Linked DNA regions of Mus musculus: region 1 is linked to region 2. The links are chromatin loops, found by intact Hi-C in ENCODE. Cell type or tissue: left cerebral cortex. All regions are shown on one strand. Region 1 holds the start of Slc25a19 (solute carrier family 25 (mitochondrial thiamine pyrophosphate carrier), member 19). Region 2 holds the start of Grb2 (growth factor receptor bound protein 2).

The links. A loop is a pair of places that touch in the nucleus more often than their neighbours do. Peaks named below come from ENCODE experiments on the same cell type or tissue, not always from the same donor. Only the 100,000 strongest peaks of a DNase experiment are listed, where the experiment ranks them.
Region 1: a loop joins it to region 2, with 5 times the contacts of the local background. A loop is called at or near these places in 16 of 42 quality-filtered maps.

Annotation. Positions count from the first base shown.
Region 1 is chr11:115,623,516-115,631,515 of GRCm38, forward strand. It overlaps Slc25a19 (solute carrier family 25 (mitochondrial thiamine pyrophosphate carrier), member 19), which reads right to left and starts at 4,780. Exons shown (of 7, transcript NM_026071.3): 1 at 4,550-4,780; 2 at 684-853; 3 at 357-512. The coding sequence starts at 815. In left cerebral cortex, CTCF peaks have their summits at 131 and 4,817; DNase peaks (open chromatin) are centred at 4,732 and 7,710; H3K4me3 peaks cover 1,730 bases; H3K27ac peaks cover 986 bases.
Region 2 is chr11:115,704,692-115,712,691 of GRCm38, forward strand. Grb2 (growth factor receptor bound protein 2) reads right to left here and starts at 3,906. Exons shown (of 6, transcript NM_008163.4): 1 at 3,703-3,906. In left cerebral cortex, a CTCF peak has its summit at 428 (motif pointing right); DNase peaks (open chromatin) are centred at 2,787, 3,378, 4,021 and 4,788; H3K4me3 peaks cover 2,533 bases; H3K27ac peaks cover 1,825 bases.

The DNA.
Region 1 (8,000 bases), 81 kb before region 2:
ACTCCTCTTAAATTGCTCTCTGGCCTTGACACCCTGGTAGGAATTGTTTAGCAAGCATGCCTCCCGCAGCTTCGTCACTGAAGAAATAAAAAATAATCTGAAATCTAAAGATGAAAAGTGTAGTACCACTCAGTACCACTTGGGACAGGGTCAGGAGAGGGAAGGCGAACAGGATGGGGAGGGAAGGCCTAAGGTGCAGCTAATGGATAATGTGGTTAGTGCTCAGGTGGTTAGAGCAGATCTCCCATGAAGGCAAACTGGCAGAGTGGGGCTTGCCGCCAAGCATCTCCCTTTCTCTGCTCCATGGAGCAACGTGACCCCAAGCACCCAACCAGATTAGGTCCCCTGACACCTACTTGGACAGCTCCGTAGCCTATGGACAGAATCTGGGCTGGAACGTGTCCTTTCCAGAATGCTCTTGGGCCTTCCTCTTGCAGGATCTGCTTGGCTGCCTGGAAGATTCCGTGGTATTTGGCATTGGGGTCACTTGGACACAGGCGTTCAATCTGGAGCTAGAGATTAAAATATAAAAGGTCAGGGGGTGGGGGTAGGGTAACTGACAAGGGGAAAATTAAAGGAAAAGAAATACTTCACCTTGACAGAATTCTAAGTTTTGGGGACTGCCTTTGCTGGGACTAACCCTGTCCCCTGGCCCATCACAAGGAATAGTGGGGGAAGGGTACCTGGAAACGGATCTTGATGACGTCCAAAGGGCTGATCAGGGCACGGGTGACAAATCCTGACACTGATCCCGCCACCGCCACCTCCAACTTGGAGTTACTCCTGACATCTGCTTTGGCGTCATAGCCAACCATCCCTGCCTCTGGTCCGTCCAACGTCCATGAGTATCAAGCTAAGTGTAAAAGCCACAGAGTAAAGACAGCTTCCTTAGGGCCTCTCCTCAGGTGCCACCTCCTGCAGCTGCCCACCCTGCCCAGCCTTTCTCCCTCAGGATGCTGCTTCTTGTCCTCCCATGATTAGAATACAAGCCTGCAGAACGGGGCGGTGATGGCACATACCTTTAGTCCCAGCACTTGGGAGACAGAGACAGTTGGATCTCTGTGTTTGAGGCTAGCCTGGTCTACAGAGCAGGTTCCAGAAATGACTAGGACTACACAGAATAACCCTGTCTCAAAAACAAAAACAAAACCCAACCTCCTCCCCTCCAACCCATCCCCCCGCCCCATGCAAGCCTATGGAAACATAGTTTTTATTTAAATGTTGAACCTTCCTCATCCAGTAACAGAAAAGACCAATCATATAGCAGGGTGAAGAACACTTGTTGCTTAATCGTGGACACTGGAATTCAGATCCCAGGGTCCACGTAGTTCAAACACCTTTAACTCTAGCTCTAAGAGATCCAGTGCTCTCTTCTGGCCTCTGAGTGTTCCTGCATATATGTGGATGCAGGGACTGACACACCTACAACACTCACCCACCCATACACACATACACACACACACACACACACACACACACAAATAATTAAAAATAGACTTAGGGCTGGAGAAAGGGCCTAGAGATTACGAACACTTGTTACTCTTGCAGAGGACCTGGTTTGATTCCCAGCACCCACACTGCAGCCCACAACTATCTGTAACTCCAATCCTGGGTCATCCCAGACCCTCTTCTGATCTCCACAGGCACCAGTCATGCAGATGATGTGCATACATACATGAATGTGAGCAAAACACTCATATGCATGAAATATATGAATCTAAATTTTATTAAATTAAAAATATAATTCTAGTCAAGTTACCACTATCCAAAGTCACTCCCAAGTGTCTTCTTCATGCTTCCTTCGACTGTAATCCCACCCAGCACTTGAGACTCCAGGCCAGCAACAGCTAGTGTAGTAGAAACCCCCTCCTGTGGTGTTTTGAATGAAAATGGCACCCATAGGCCCACTATTGGGAGGTGTGCGCCCCTGCTGGAGTGAGTGTGGCCTTGTTGGAGAAAGTGTGTCACTTGGGGTGTGCTTTGAAGTTTCAGAAGCTCAAGCTAAACCCAGTGTCTGTCTTTCTGTCTGTCTGTCTATCTCTTTTCCTGCTGCCTGCTCATCCAGATGTAGAACTCTCGGCTACTTCTCCAGCACCATGTCTGCCTACACGCCACCATGCTTCCCAGTATGGTGACAGTGGATGAAACCTCTGAACTGTAAGCCACCCCCAATTAAATGTTTTCCTTTATAATGTTGCTGTGAGGCCCAGCACTCACCTTTAATCACCACCCCCTACACACACACACACACACACACACACTGGCGAGGCAGAGGAAGGTGGATCTGACTTCTAGGACAACCAGGGCTACATGGAGAAATCATGACTTGAAAAGCAAAACAAAAAGATCACAGCAAAAGAACTTTAACTAAGACACCCCCAAAACAAAAGAAACAAACAAAACACCTAAGAAGAGAAGCCTTTGAAAAGGCCGTCAAATTAGCCCGCAGCTGAAGCAAGCACAGTGACCAGGAGGTCAGGACACTGGTTCCCCGCCTTGCCTTCTCTCATTCACCCTGGAACCGTTCCAGTAGGTTCCCCTGGGAAACTCAGTCAGGTTAAACCAGGGCAGAGGACTAAGTCACTGAACCGTCTTCTTAAGGGTGACTGGGCTGCCCAGTCCTTCATGGTCTCAAGTTTCCCTCAGTCTAAGAGGGGAAGAAGAGATAGCAAAGATGCAGGCCTCCTGGCTCGTTGTCCACAGACACCGAGAAGCTAGCAAGTCTGCCTGCAAACCCAGACGGAAACTGCACCGTTCAAGCCAAACACAAGGTGGGAGAGGCTGTTGTGTCCGGATTTCTAGAAATGAGCACTTCTGCATTGCTGGATACGGGTCCAGAAGACTGGGTTTTGACTCCTAGGGAGACTGAGGTGGAAGGACCACAGTGTGAGGGCCAGCCTGGACTACACAGCTCAACTCAGTCTTAAAGGCTAGAAGGAAATCTGTGACTCACACCTGTAACCTAGAACCCTGGAGGCAAGGGCAAGAGGACTGGGAGCCAGCCTGGGCTATATAAGACCTCAAGAAATTCAGAAATTCAGACAAAAGGCAAAATGCTAGCCAAACATGTACAAGACCATGGGTCCTGCTCCCCAGCACTAAAAGGAGTCACGGTAGAGTCCCTGCCTTTTATGCACAAAATCCTGAGTTTATAAACCCATTGTTACAAAAATAAATAATAAATAAATAAATAAATAAATAAAAGCCTATATGCACAGGGATGGTTTAGCAGGTGAGGGGACCAGCTGTCAAGCTGGAAGACCTGTGTTAAGGGAACTGGTTACTCCCCTTTTTTTATTGTTGATTTTTGGGTTTTTTGTTTTCGAGACAGGGTTTCTCTGTGTAGCTCTGGCTATCCTGGAACTCACTCTGTAGACCAGACTGGCCTTGAACTTAGAGGACCCCCCCACTCTGGGTTGTTACCTCAGTGCTAGGATTCTAGGCATGTGCCCCCACCCGCAGGCTCTGGCTGCTGCTCTTACTGAGGACCTAGTACCCATAAGAAGGCTCACAGCAGTCATTCCAGTCTCTGGGGATCCGAAACTCTTTCTCCTGCCCCAGGCATGCATGCGGGGAAAACACTCATTTACAGCAAAATAAAAGTAAAAAGACATTTAAATGAAATAAAATACCAACTCAGGTTTCCCTTGTGGGAAGTAGGAGATGGCGTCTGACTGCCTGGCTCAAACTGCTCATCAAGTTAAGTGATAAAAACCAGTAAGTCACACACACCTAAAAAGCTTTAAAAGTGTTTGCCTTCAAGAAAACTAAAAAACACAAACATTTTTACAACCCAGGCGAGGAAAGTATCACATTTGTTAACGTACCCTGGGTTCAGTCTCCAAAAACCAACACAGCAGTGTAGTCTGTAATTCCAGCACTTGGGAGGTGGGAGGCATGAGGACCAAGAGTTCAAGGTCACCCTTAAGAACATAACAAGTTCGAGCCTAGCCAGGATTATACGGTCGCAAACCAATAACAAAAATAAATAAAGGGAAATATTAATCTCCTGTTTATTCAAAAATCTTCGTGCATTAACAGTCTTGCTATCTAAACAGATAAAAAATGATTTATAATATAAATAAATATAAATGCAGGATTGAGACAGGGCGGCTGCTGACCTGAGTGGCAGTGATGGGGGTGCAAGCGAGTTTCTTCACCCTGCAGCTTTTCTACCTCAGACTCCACTGTCGGGTGGACAGGTGTCCTTCGGTGACTAACCGAGAGCCCATGTGATCTGCTGAGGCGCTCTGCAGACAGCCTCGCGTGAGTGCACTGTCCAGGCTTTCCGGGGATGGGGTGGGGTGGAGAGGGCGTCTCCGTGAGTCCGGGGCAGTGGACACCCCATGTGCAAACGCCTACGATGGTGAGTGGTGGTGGGAGGGATTCGCCTTCCGTGTCTCTGAAGATGCTCCTGGGGTCAGGTGTGCCTCGTGAGCATCCGTCCCCGCCCCACGTGGATACCTGCCCTTCTCTGTTCTGACACACGGAGTGGGGGTACCGGCCCCCGAGAGTACCGGGAAGAAAGCAAAGCCAGAGGTCCACTCACCTGACACTTCAGGCCCGTCCGGGCTCCTCAAGCTCAGTTCTCCCTCCCTCTCAGTGTAGCCCAACAGCAAAACTTAACAGCACTTGCCAGTAACTGACAGGCTGCTAGGCCAATCACCGTGCAGCTTTTGGCCGCCGCTGGACGAATCGTTGTACGTCGAAGGTCCCATCCCAATGTCACTGTCCAGATACCGCTAGGTACTGTAGTCTTCCGCTTCCAAGCCCCACCCCCTTGAGAAGCTGCAGAGACTCCTGGGAGGTGTAGTACCACAGCGCCTTGCGTGCGCATTTCCGACGCCGTAAAAGAGCGGATGGCGAAGTTGGCTTTTACGACCTTCTAGAGGGCCTCTCATTGGCGCGATCCTCTGAAGTCTGCGCGGCTATGGAATATTAGAGCTCGCTGAACTTGACCCAGTTTTTATTTTTTATTTTCCAAATCAATGTAGTCTTAGAAGTCATATAACTTTGGAAAAGATGGCGGGAAGCCTGGTATTATTAGCCTGAAGGACTGGAGTTGGGTCGGGGTTAGATGGGTTCTTTGGGATAAGAACCTTTAAGGGAGTTGTACACACACACACACACACACACACACACACACACACACACACACACACACACGGGTCGGGGTTAGATGGGTTCTTTGGGATAAGAACCTTTAAGGGAGTTGTACACACACACACACAAACACACCCGGAGGAAACTACACACACACACACACACACGGAGGAATAAGAACCTTTAAGGGAGTTGTACACACAAACACACACACACACCCGGAGGAAACTACACACACACACACACACACACACACACACCCCCGGAGGAAATTTAGCACCGGAAGGACGATCGGTAGTTCAACATCAACCCAGAGTTCAAGGCCAGCCTAAGCTACGTGAGACCCTGACCTCTAAAACAAAAAGTTTATCTGAACTGAGATCTAAGTAATTTGCTGCAACTTCTTAATGTATCATTACTTACATGTTTTTAAATCAGTGGTTTATTTGTTACAGTTTAAGAGTTAATCTTAGCCAGGCGTGGTGGCGCACGCCTTTAATCCCAGCACTCAGGAGGCAGAGGCAGGAGGATTTCTGAGTTCGCGGCCAGCCTGATCTACAAAGTAAGTTTCAGGACAGCCAGGGCTATACATATATATATATAACCATATATATATATATAACCCTGTCTCAAAAAACCAAAAAAAAAAAAAGAGTTAATCTTTTTTAAAGATTTATTTATTTTATGTACATAAATGCACTGTAGTTGTCTTCAGACACACCAGAAGAGGGCATCGGATCCCATTACAGATGGTTGTGAACTATCATGTGGTTGTGGGAATTGAACTCAGAACCTTTGGAAAAGCCGTCATCTTTTTGTTGAGCCATCTCTCCAGCCCCTTTTTGTATTTTTTTTTTTTGGTTTTTCGAGACAGGGTTTCTCTGTGCAGCCCTGGCTGTCCTGGAACTCACTCTGAGTTCTGACCAGGCTGGCCTCGAACTCAGAAATCCACCTGCCTCTGCCTCCCGAGTGCTGGGATTAAAGGCGTGCGCCACCACGCCCGGCTTCCTTTTTGTATTTTTTAAGAACACCTCAAGAAACAGCTGGCTGGGCAGTAACAAATCTCTGGATAGCTTTTCTCATTTTGTTTTCCAAGTAGCAGAAATGACAGAAGTTTTTAAAGGTTAATAGTGGGGGGGGGGGGGTACACAAGGAGAGGCGAGAGGACAGCTTGCAAGAATCAGTCCTCTCCTTCCACAGGATCCAAGGGGTTGAATTTAGTTTTCAATCTTGATAAGAAGCACCTTTACCTACTGAGTCATCTCCAAAGCTAGCCTTCAAGTGTCGGAAACTACAATCTTAAAGATCGGTTCTTGTGTAGCCTCAGACTGTTACGTGGCTGTGGGTGACCCATGACTCTCCTTCCTTCACTTCCCGTCTGAGCCATCATGCCTGGCCTAGAAGTTTTTAGGTGTAATGAACGCTAGTCTTACTGCTTAGGTGGGGGAGTGGATCTTGCCTAGGCAAAGGTTCATTTCTCCAGGCAGGCACGCTGGGATCTCCCTCTGACCGCAGCTCTCAGAATCAGGAAAACCTCAACTTCAGGACCATCCGATTTGGCCCATATGGCCAACTCTGTGGCAAAATCTTCCCCCACTGCATTTTCTAATGCATGCACTGCAGGTTTATGCACATATGTCTCTGATCCGGTTTGAGTTGGTTTGAGTTGGGTGTGTGTGGTGTGTATTGTTCAGGTATATGCTTCTCGGTATGTGCCTATGAGGGCCCGAGAAAGGGTGTTTGTCTCTACCTTACTGACTTGAAACAGGGCCTCTCAGGGTTATCTTGTTTGGCTATGCCAACTGGCCAGTAAGCTCCCCAGGACCCACCTGTTTCTCTCCTGTCTTCCCGGTCCTCCCCCACCCCACACCCCCAGTAATGGGGTCATAGCCAGGCACATTTTTGACCTGGGTGAAGGAGATTTGAACTCATATCCTCATACTTGTAAGTAGTTCTGCCCCAATCCCCGATTTAGATGTTGTTTCAGCAGATGGACTTTTGTTTTGTTTTTTTTGTTTTTTTTTTGTTTTTTTTGTTTTTTTTTTTTTTGAGACAGGGTTACTCTGTGTAGCCCTGGCTGTCCTGGAACTCACTTTGTAGACCAGGCTGGCCTCGAACTCAGAAATCCACCTGCCTCTGCTTCCCAAGTGCCAGATGGACTATTACTACAGTTGAAGAATCTATTTTTCTCAGGTGTGTTCGTCTCCTTTTCCACCTCTGTTGAAACGGTTGTTTGCATGTACGTCGCGCTTGATTCCGCTGTCTTCACTCAATATGTGTATATAAGCCCTGTACACACACACACACACATCTCACACACACACACACATCACACACACACACACCACCTGAATAGGTGCCAGGATTCTTTCACTTGTTCCCCAGTTCTGATTTTTGCATATTTGCAATCTGGTCATCTAAGTTCAATATATTTAGTAAAGCCAGTCATGTGAAAAGATAAAAAAAAAAAAAAAAAAAAACCAGTTCCCGTCAGCTTGGGGAAGTGAAGCCTTCTGTGACCTCATCACACCCGAAACAGAAGCCTAAGAGTTCTTCTGGACTTCCCCCGCCTCCTAGGAGTGAATAACGTCTCCACCGTCTTGAACAAATAGGCTTGGCCACTCCCAGCTGAGCCACCCTGGGGGAGGGGAATGGCCCCCAGCAGTCTGCTCTCAGTAAGAAGTCAGTGTGAGCTTGGTGGAAGGGAACTTGCTGTGAGTCTCAGGCTTCACTTTCTCCATCCATTCAGACAAAGAAGGTAGACTTCAGGGTGCCCAAGCTACGCTGCCTCTGTAGATCTGTATGTCAAAAACCCTGTCAGCCCAAGCTGATACAGAATCGCTTGGACGCTGCCTCCCTACCCCCACCCCACCTCCTCTTTGAGACAGGGTTTCTCT
Region 2 (8,000 bases):
GCAATCCCAGCACTTCGGGAGGTAGAAGCAAAAGGATCAGAAATTCAAGGTCTCACACACAACTACATGAGGTTGAAACTAGCCTGGTTATAAAAGATAAACTAATAGACAGAGCCAAAAAAAAAAAAAATGAGCATGGGCTTGAGGTGTATAGCACAGTGGTATCTAGTTTATCTACCATGTGCAAGGTCCCAAGATCACGCTCAGCACTAGAATGAAACACAGCCACTGCTACAGGAACGGGATGCGCAGTAGAATACAAGCTTGACCATCGTGAATAGGGTTCTAGTTTAATTTCTCCGAGGGGGCGGGGGGGACGACGACGACAAACTAAATCCAAGTATTTGTATGCAATTCTATTTTTTTTAAAAGATTTATTTATTTATTATACGTAAGTACACTGTAGCTGTCTTCAGACACACCAGAAGAGGGCATCAGATTTCAGTACAGATGGTTGTGAGCCACCATGTGGTTGCTGGGAACTGAACTCAGGATCTCTGTAAGAGCAGTCAGTGCTCTTAACCCCTGAGCCACCTCTCCAGCCCGCAACTCTATTTTTAAACCAGTCCATTCAGGGACTAATTTATTGTTGGGTTCCTACTTCTTGTGGAGAGACACACCACATTCATCTACTCAACCCAGCTAGGAGCCACCAAAGTCCAACTTGGTGAGCCAGTAAGTTTTATTGGAGAGTTACAGGAATGTGGGTGAGGGGTTGCTTTCAGGAGCAGAAATGACTCAAAGACAGCTGCATCAACCAAATTCCACCCCAGAAAGAGTGTCATGTCAGCTCACAGAAGCTGGGAAACCTGGAGCTCACTGCACAGCCTGCAGGCAGCACAACAGGTTGGAGAGTGTCTTTTCAAAGTGACTGGCCTAAGCCTCTTCCAGGCAGCTTGGACAGTCTCTGCAGTTTTGTTGGTCTGAGAGTCTCCTTCATACCTGGAGGGACTCAGCTCTCATTGCTTAGTCTGACAGGCAGGGCCTAGTGAATCTGGTCAGGTTTAGGGACTTCTTGCAGCTATTTTGAGTCCTTCCGTTCACATTCTGCAATCTTGCCTGAGTTCTGCCACCACCTAGCTGTGACAGTGTCCCCTCCCAAGTGGCAGCAGAAGCACTGGGGTGGGGCTGAAGCAGAATGGCTCAAAGCAAAACCAGGGCCAATGGTGGCGCACACCTTCATCCCAACACTTCAACAGAAAGCAGAGGCAGGAGAATGTCTGTGAGTTTAAGGCCAGCCTAGTTAGTCTACAGATAGAGTTCTAAGAAAGCCAGGACTAAACAGAGAGACACTGACCCTGCCTCAAAAATCAATAGAGAAATAATTTGAGACCAACTTGGACAATACATCAAGACCTTGTCTCAAAAAAATTGAATAAAATTTTTTAAAAAGAATTATTTATTATATGTGTATGAGTACACTGTAGCTGTCTTCAGACAGACCAGAAGAGGGTGTCAGATCCCATTACAAATGGTTGTGAGTCACCATATGGTTGCTGGGAACTGAACTCAGGACCTCTGGAAGAACAGTCAGTGCTCTTAACCAATGAGCCATCTCTCCGGAGAGCCCATAAAATTTTTTTTAATTGGCAGGTTATGTTTATACATACAAATTTTAAGAATCACTGTTAAAATGAGGAAACACTAAGCAAATTTTAAAATTTGCATTTCAGATAATGCACTATGTCTGAACAAAGAAAATGATGCACATTAGACTTGGCACAACTCAGGGGAAAATCAACTTTGACAATCACAAAACAATAAATCTCAGTAACCATGGCCAATCAGCAGGTAACTAACTACCTCTCAGTGCTGCCTGTCGGGAGAGTGGCAGCTCTGTTTTGCCATCTCTGAAGTCTAACACTCCATAATTCTCTAAGGGCTGCTGTACACACGCGACATAGTGGAAATCATGAAAAAACCTCAGTAACACAGCAAACGGTGCTTAAAACCAACTATCGGGCCAGAGAGAAGAATATGGCTGCTCACAACCCTCTGTAACTCCTGTTCAAGGGGTATTGGTCCTCCTTTAGCATCTGAGGGCACCAGGCATGTACACACACACACACACACACACACACACGCCCGCGCGCACGCGCAGGTAAATACACTCAAGAATGTAAAAAACTTAAAAATCACTTTTAAAAGCCTGATTAGGACTAAATCATTTGTTAGGGTAGGTAGGTAGGCTTTAATTCACAAATATCAAAGTTCTCTTCTATTTCAAGCTATCTTACTTCACAAACTCCCATGGGTGATTTCTCACTTAACAATAGTTAACCTCACTAAAACCTTAAAAAGGAGTCTTTCAGCTCCCAAACTGACTCAATCTCCCTTACTAACAGTGAGGGGAAACAGGAGGGAGCAAGAAGGAAAATACTACGAACAAACCATGATCTGTGAAAAAAAAAAAACACCAAAATACAAGTAACACAAGCAAACAGGCAAAATCCACTTGTGAACTGGTCACTATCACTTACTTAGGGATGAATTCAGTCCTTTGAGTTTCCTAGTTCCCAGGGGGAGAACTTAAACAGCCCCCTACCACCAACACCACCACCCGCCCCCGCCCCCCTGGCTCCCAAGTAGCCCTCCTGGCTGCCTGATGAATACAGTGGACGTTAAAAAAGGAATGCAAACAGGGAAGGTATCTCCCTCCAAAAGAAAAGGGGATCTTAGAACGACGGAGAAAATGAACAGTGCCCAAACCAGCAGAAACTTGAAAATTATAACGGAGGAACAGCAAGAAGGGGAAGTAGATTTTTTTTTAAAGGGGGCGGAGGGACCAATGACTGGCGCTACAGATGCTTTTCGTGTCCCTAGTAGCGTAGAATGGAGACAGAAGGCAAAAACGGAAAAGTGAAAGAGAGGTGAAGAAGTCAAAAACAAAAAACAAAACAAAAAAACAACAACAACAAAACCCAGTTTCTCTAGCCTCTTTCTGAGTGTCAACAGCACCGAAAGATGACGTTGAACGCGCTTCGGCTACCCGGCAAACTGCACTGCTATAGCTTTTGAACACAGCCTAAAATCCCTTTCTTACCAACCCACACGACCTAAGAGTGTTGCAGGAACCAACGGGGCTCTCTCCCCAAAATTCCTTCCTTCCAGCATTCCTATCCGCTGCTGCTGCTGCTTCCCCCCCACCCCCCAACAAGTATTTTTTCCCCCTCAAGTCCTTCTAAAAAGAGAAGCGCCCAACTCTCACAAAGACCCGTCGGCGGGTCCGGGTAACAATCATTCTAAGTCACGGTGGATTCCCGCACACAATTCCACCGCAAGATGCCAAGAGGCGGTGACGTGGTGGCCTTGCAGGTCAAAGGAGCATCAATCACCACGTTAGCTGCGGGCACCGAATCCCCCGCCTCCCGGGCTCAGTCAGCCTGACTCAGAGCAGCAGCCTGCGCCTCTCGGCTGCTCCGGGCTCCCCAGCGTCCAGCCGGACGGCCGCCACACCAGACCTCCCCGGCGGGCCGGGTCTCTGCCCCCAGCGGGAGGAAGACCGGCACCAGGAAGGAAGCGCCCCAAAAGGGGAAACGAGGAGACGGCTGCGCAGCCGCTGCGCTCGGGTCCCAGCCTTCCCCGGCCCGCGAGCGGCCCTCCCCGGCAGCCCCGAGCAGCCCGGGCCCGAGCCGCTCGCCGCCGCGCGGCGCGGGGACCACGGAGCTCCCGCTCACTTCCCGCCCGCTCCCCTGCACTCACCGTGACGCGCCGTCCACTCCGTCACCCGGCCCGGCCCGCCCTGCGCTGCCGCCCGCAGCCGCCAACCTCGCTGCTGCTCCCTGACTGCGGCGCCCGCTGCCCCGACCGCCGTCCCGGCCGCAGCCCCGCTCGCTCTCGCCGCCGCCGCCGCCCGATCGCAGAAGCAACAGAGCAACCTAGCTTCCGCTCCTCGCCAGGGTCCCGCGAGAACTTCCCCACGCGGCCCCGCCCCGCCGCGCCCCGCCCCCGCGAGACTTCCCCCGGCGGAAAAGGCCCAGAGCGCAAGCGCTCCTCCTCCGCTCCGCCCGGCAGGTAGCCTAGAGGGGGGCTTCGCGCATGCGTCAGCTCGGCCCGCAGCAGGTGGCACGGACTCGGCTCCGCCCCTGGGCCGTTGTAACCCTCTACGTGCCGGAGCAAGTGAATTACAGCTCTGCTCTAGAGGAACGGCGCTTTCCACACTCTAATCACGTCCTTTCTACCAAAACAAAGCAAAGAGGCACCGAGGAGCGGGGAGAGATCTCAGGATGGCTCAACCCAAATAGAGGACCAGTTCTAGAAACGTTTGGGGATCTGGTTCGTGCAACCTGCAGTATTCGATGAATTGTTTGATTAGTCTGTTCACGCAGTGAACCACATACCCAGTGTAAGTAAGCACTGTGCTGGGTAAAGAAGATGAAACAACGAGCAGAGATCCTGGCCTTCAAGAGGTTAAATCGAGAGAAGCAGCAGAAGAGTAAACAAGTAATGTCTTGGCTGGAGAGACCTCTCAGGTCAAAAACTGCTTGCTGCTCTTCCAGAGGACCTGCACCCACACCAGATGGCTCACAACTGTCTGTAACCCCAGTTCCAGGAGACTTAGTGCCGCTGGCCTCTGATAGCACTAGCATTCACCTGCACACACCCTCATGCGCGCGCGCGCGCGCGCGCACACACACACACACACACACACACACACACACACACATACACACACAGCTATAACACTTACACATAGCTCTTTGGGGGAATGCTGAGGAAGCCAAAAAGATAGAGAAAGGCTGGCTCTGTTCCTCAGCCCACTGTATAAAAGACTTAACAAAGAAGGTGATGTGGAACTGAGTACTGGAGGGCGAGTAGGAGTTCCACAGCACAGGAGCCAGGGTAAGCGCTTAGCCAACAAACGGAATGGCACAGAACAGAGAGATGGATGGAGGCGTGAGAAAGTCGTGTTCTGTGCGATGCAAAGTGCATAGATAGGTTCCTGTGCGGGGCTGCCGGTTTTGGGGGAGTAGTAGATGAAGCTTGGAGAAGTACCTCTCAGTTCCAAAAGCTCTTTTCAATTATAGGAGAGCAAGAACACAGCCAATGTCAATGTGTTCTCTAGAAGCCAACAAAATACAGTTAAGAATACCCAAGCCTCTGCTACAATAATGAGTCCACTAAAATAAGGCAAGTGAATTGTTCTTTCGACAAGTGTTTACTGAACATCATTTGCAATTGAAAATGCCTTTCAGAGCAAAAGATGAAGCCAATGACTCCAGCAGTTTGCGATTTAGATAGAGCTACTTAGTTTCAAAGAGAAGAACGCTGGCCCTAAGTACCAGGGACCTACATATTAGAATGACCAGTTACAAAAGGGAGAGCTGCCCGGCAGAGGTGGTGCATGCCTGTAATCCCAGCACTTGGGAGGCAAGGCAGGTGGATTTCTGAATTTCTGAGTTCAAGGCCAGCCTGGTCTACAGAGTGAGTTCCAGGACAGCCAGGATGGCACAGAGAAACCCTATCTAAAAAATAGGGGGGGGGCTGTCATTTGGTGGTGGAATAATGAGAGGTGAAGCCAGGGTGCTCATCTTAGGTTTCAGTGTCAAGTGATGTGCAACCTTAAAGCCTGGGAAGTAGATATCTGTAGGAAATGACAATATACCATCCAAATACCAGAGTCACAGCAACTCCATAGGACAGCTAATGCCTTCATTTCATTCTTAGATACAGACAGTGAGAAGACAGATCTCGTGACCTACCACCTGTTAGCCCTTCACCAGGAGTTCTGAGGCAAGAGGATTAAGACTTTTGAGGCTGTAAAACTGGAGAGATGGCTCAGTGGTTAAGAGCACTTGAGAAAGACCCAGGCTTCATTCCCAGCATCTTCATGGCACTAACGATCATCTATAACTCCAGTTCTTGGGAATCCAAGGTCACTTTCTGACACCACACACACATATGGTACACATACATCCTTGTAGGCAAAGCACTCATACAAATAAAGTGAAAAATAATTTTAAAGGGGATTTGAGTCTATCCTGAGCTGTATGGCAAGACCCTGTCACTAAGAACAAAACAAAAACATTTTAAGGAAAAGATGTTAATAAGGAATACAAAATATTAAATATGCCCAAAATTAACCCAGTCATACCTTGCTCTAAAACTTGAGTTTTCTTCCCCCACTATATTCTAGAGTAGTGGATGGGGGGAACAGAAATGAAGGAGTAGGAATTAGGGCTGGAGAGTTGGCTCAGTGGTTAAGAGCACTCATTGCTCTCCCAAAGGTCCTGAGTTCAATTCCCAACACCCATATGTCAGCTCTTCTGGTGTGTAGATATACATACAGAAAAGTACATATGTGTGTGTGTGTGTATGTAAATAAATAAATCTTTTTCTTTTTCTGAGACAGGGTTTCTCTGTGTAGCCCTGGCTGTCCTGGAACTCACTCTGTAGACCAGGCTGGCCTCAAACTCAGAAATCTGCCTGCCTCTGCCTCCCGAGTGCTGGGATTAAAGGCGTGTCCTGTCACCACATCCTCGCGTCCATTGATGGATCCCAAATACTGAGTACTGGGGAAGGAGTAAAATGATGTCATTTGTAAAGCAGCATCACCATTCAGACTTAGAGTCCAAGTGTTTGTAGAAGGGAACGTGGGAATGTGGGAGGCAGAACAGGAGAGGGTTCCGCCCAGCGGCAGAGCAGCTGACACGCAAGTGTAAGACCCTGGGTCCTAGCTCTACCACGGGGATTAAGTGGGAAGAAACTGAAGTGACATCACACGTCTACTTATGGGGCATAGTAGCTGTGCTTCCATGGAAGTCAAGGCAGGAAGATCAAGAGTTCAAGGTCATCCTCTGCTATCAAATTGGAGACCAATCAGGACTATATAAAACTCTGTGTGTGTGTGTGTGTGTGTGTGTGTGTGTGTGTGTGTGTGTGTGTGTGTGTGTGTGTGTGTAAAATAAATATAAACATAGTCACAGGATCATCAGAGCTACATAGAGAGGCCCTGTATCAAAATAAATAAACAGGACCAGAGAAAGAGCTCAGCAGTTGAGAATGTGCACTGTTCCCGTGGAGAACCTGAGTTTGGTTCCCACCACTCACATTAGGCAGCTCACAGCCACCTGTGATTCCAACCCTAGGAAGATCCAATGCCTTTGATCTCTGAGAGCACCTCTGCGCTCTCTCTCTCCCTCTCTCTCCTCTCTCTCTCTCTCACACACACACCTATACACACACGCACATGCACACATACCTACCCACTCACACTCAGAGAGACACATACACACAAACATGCACATATTCAAAATTAAAACAATAAAAAACAGAGCCTGGAGAGATGACAGAAAGGTTAAGATCACACTCTGCTCTTTCAGAGGACCTGGGCTCAATTCTCAGCACCCACCTGTGGTTCACTGTTCTCTAACTCAAGTTATAGAGAATCTAACACCCTCTTTGGCCTCCCGGAGCACCGAGCATGCACGAATTACACACACATACATGCAGACAAACCACATATACACATAAAATAAAATAATAGTAATAATAAATAATAAATTATTACCAGGTGTGGTGGTACACACCTATAATCCCGACACTCCAATGGTAGAGTCAAGAGAATCAGGAGTTCAAATCCACTCTCAGATACATAGGACATACAAAGCCAGCCTAGACAATATAAGACCCTGTTCCAAGCAATAAACAAGAAAAGATCACACTTCCAATCAGACCTTGAGCCTTAACTCCTCTTCTATCTAGGCAAATGTTTGCAATTATACTTAGAGCAGATTGTACTGCCAACCAGTCAGAGAGGATATTAGAGGAAAAAGGAAGTCTCTGGGTTGGGGGTGGTACAGGGAAGTGGCGGGAGGAAGTGAGGGTGTGCCTGCCGGCTTTTGAGTGGAGGATGCAACACTCCAGGACATGCAGGTAGAAGGATCCAAAAGTGCCTATGTTTGTCCCCTCCAGTGAGAAGGATTTTTCTGCCTAGGGTTTGACACAGAATGTAAAAGACATAGTTCTAAAAATATGACCCAGGCTGGGCTGGTGGCTTT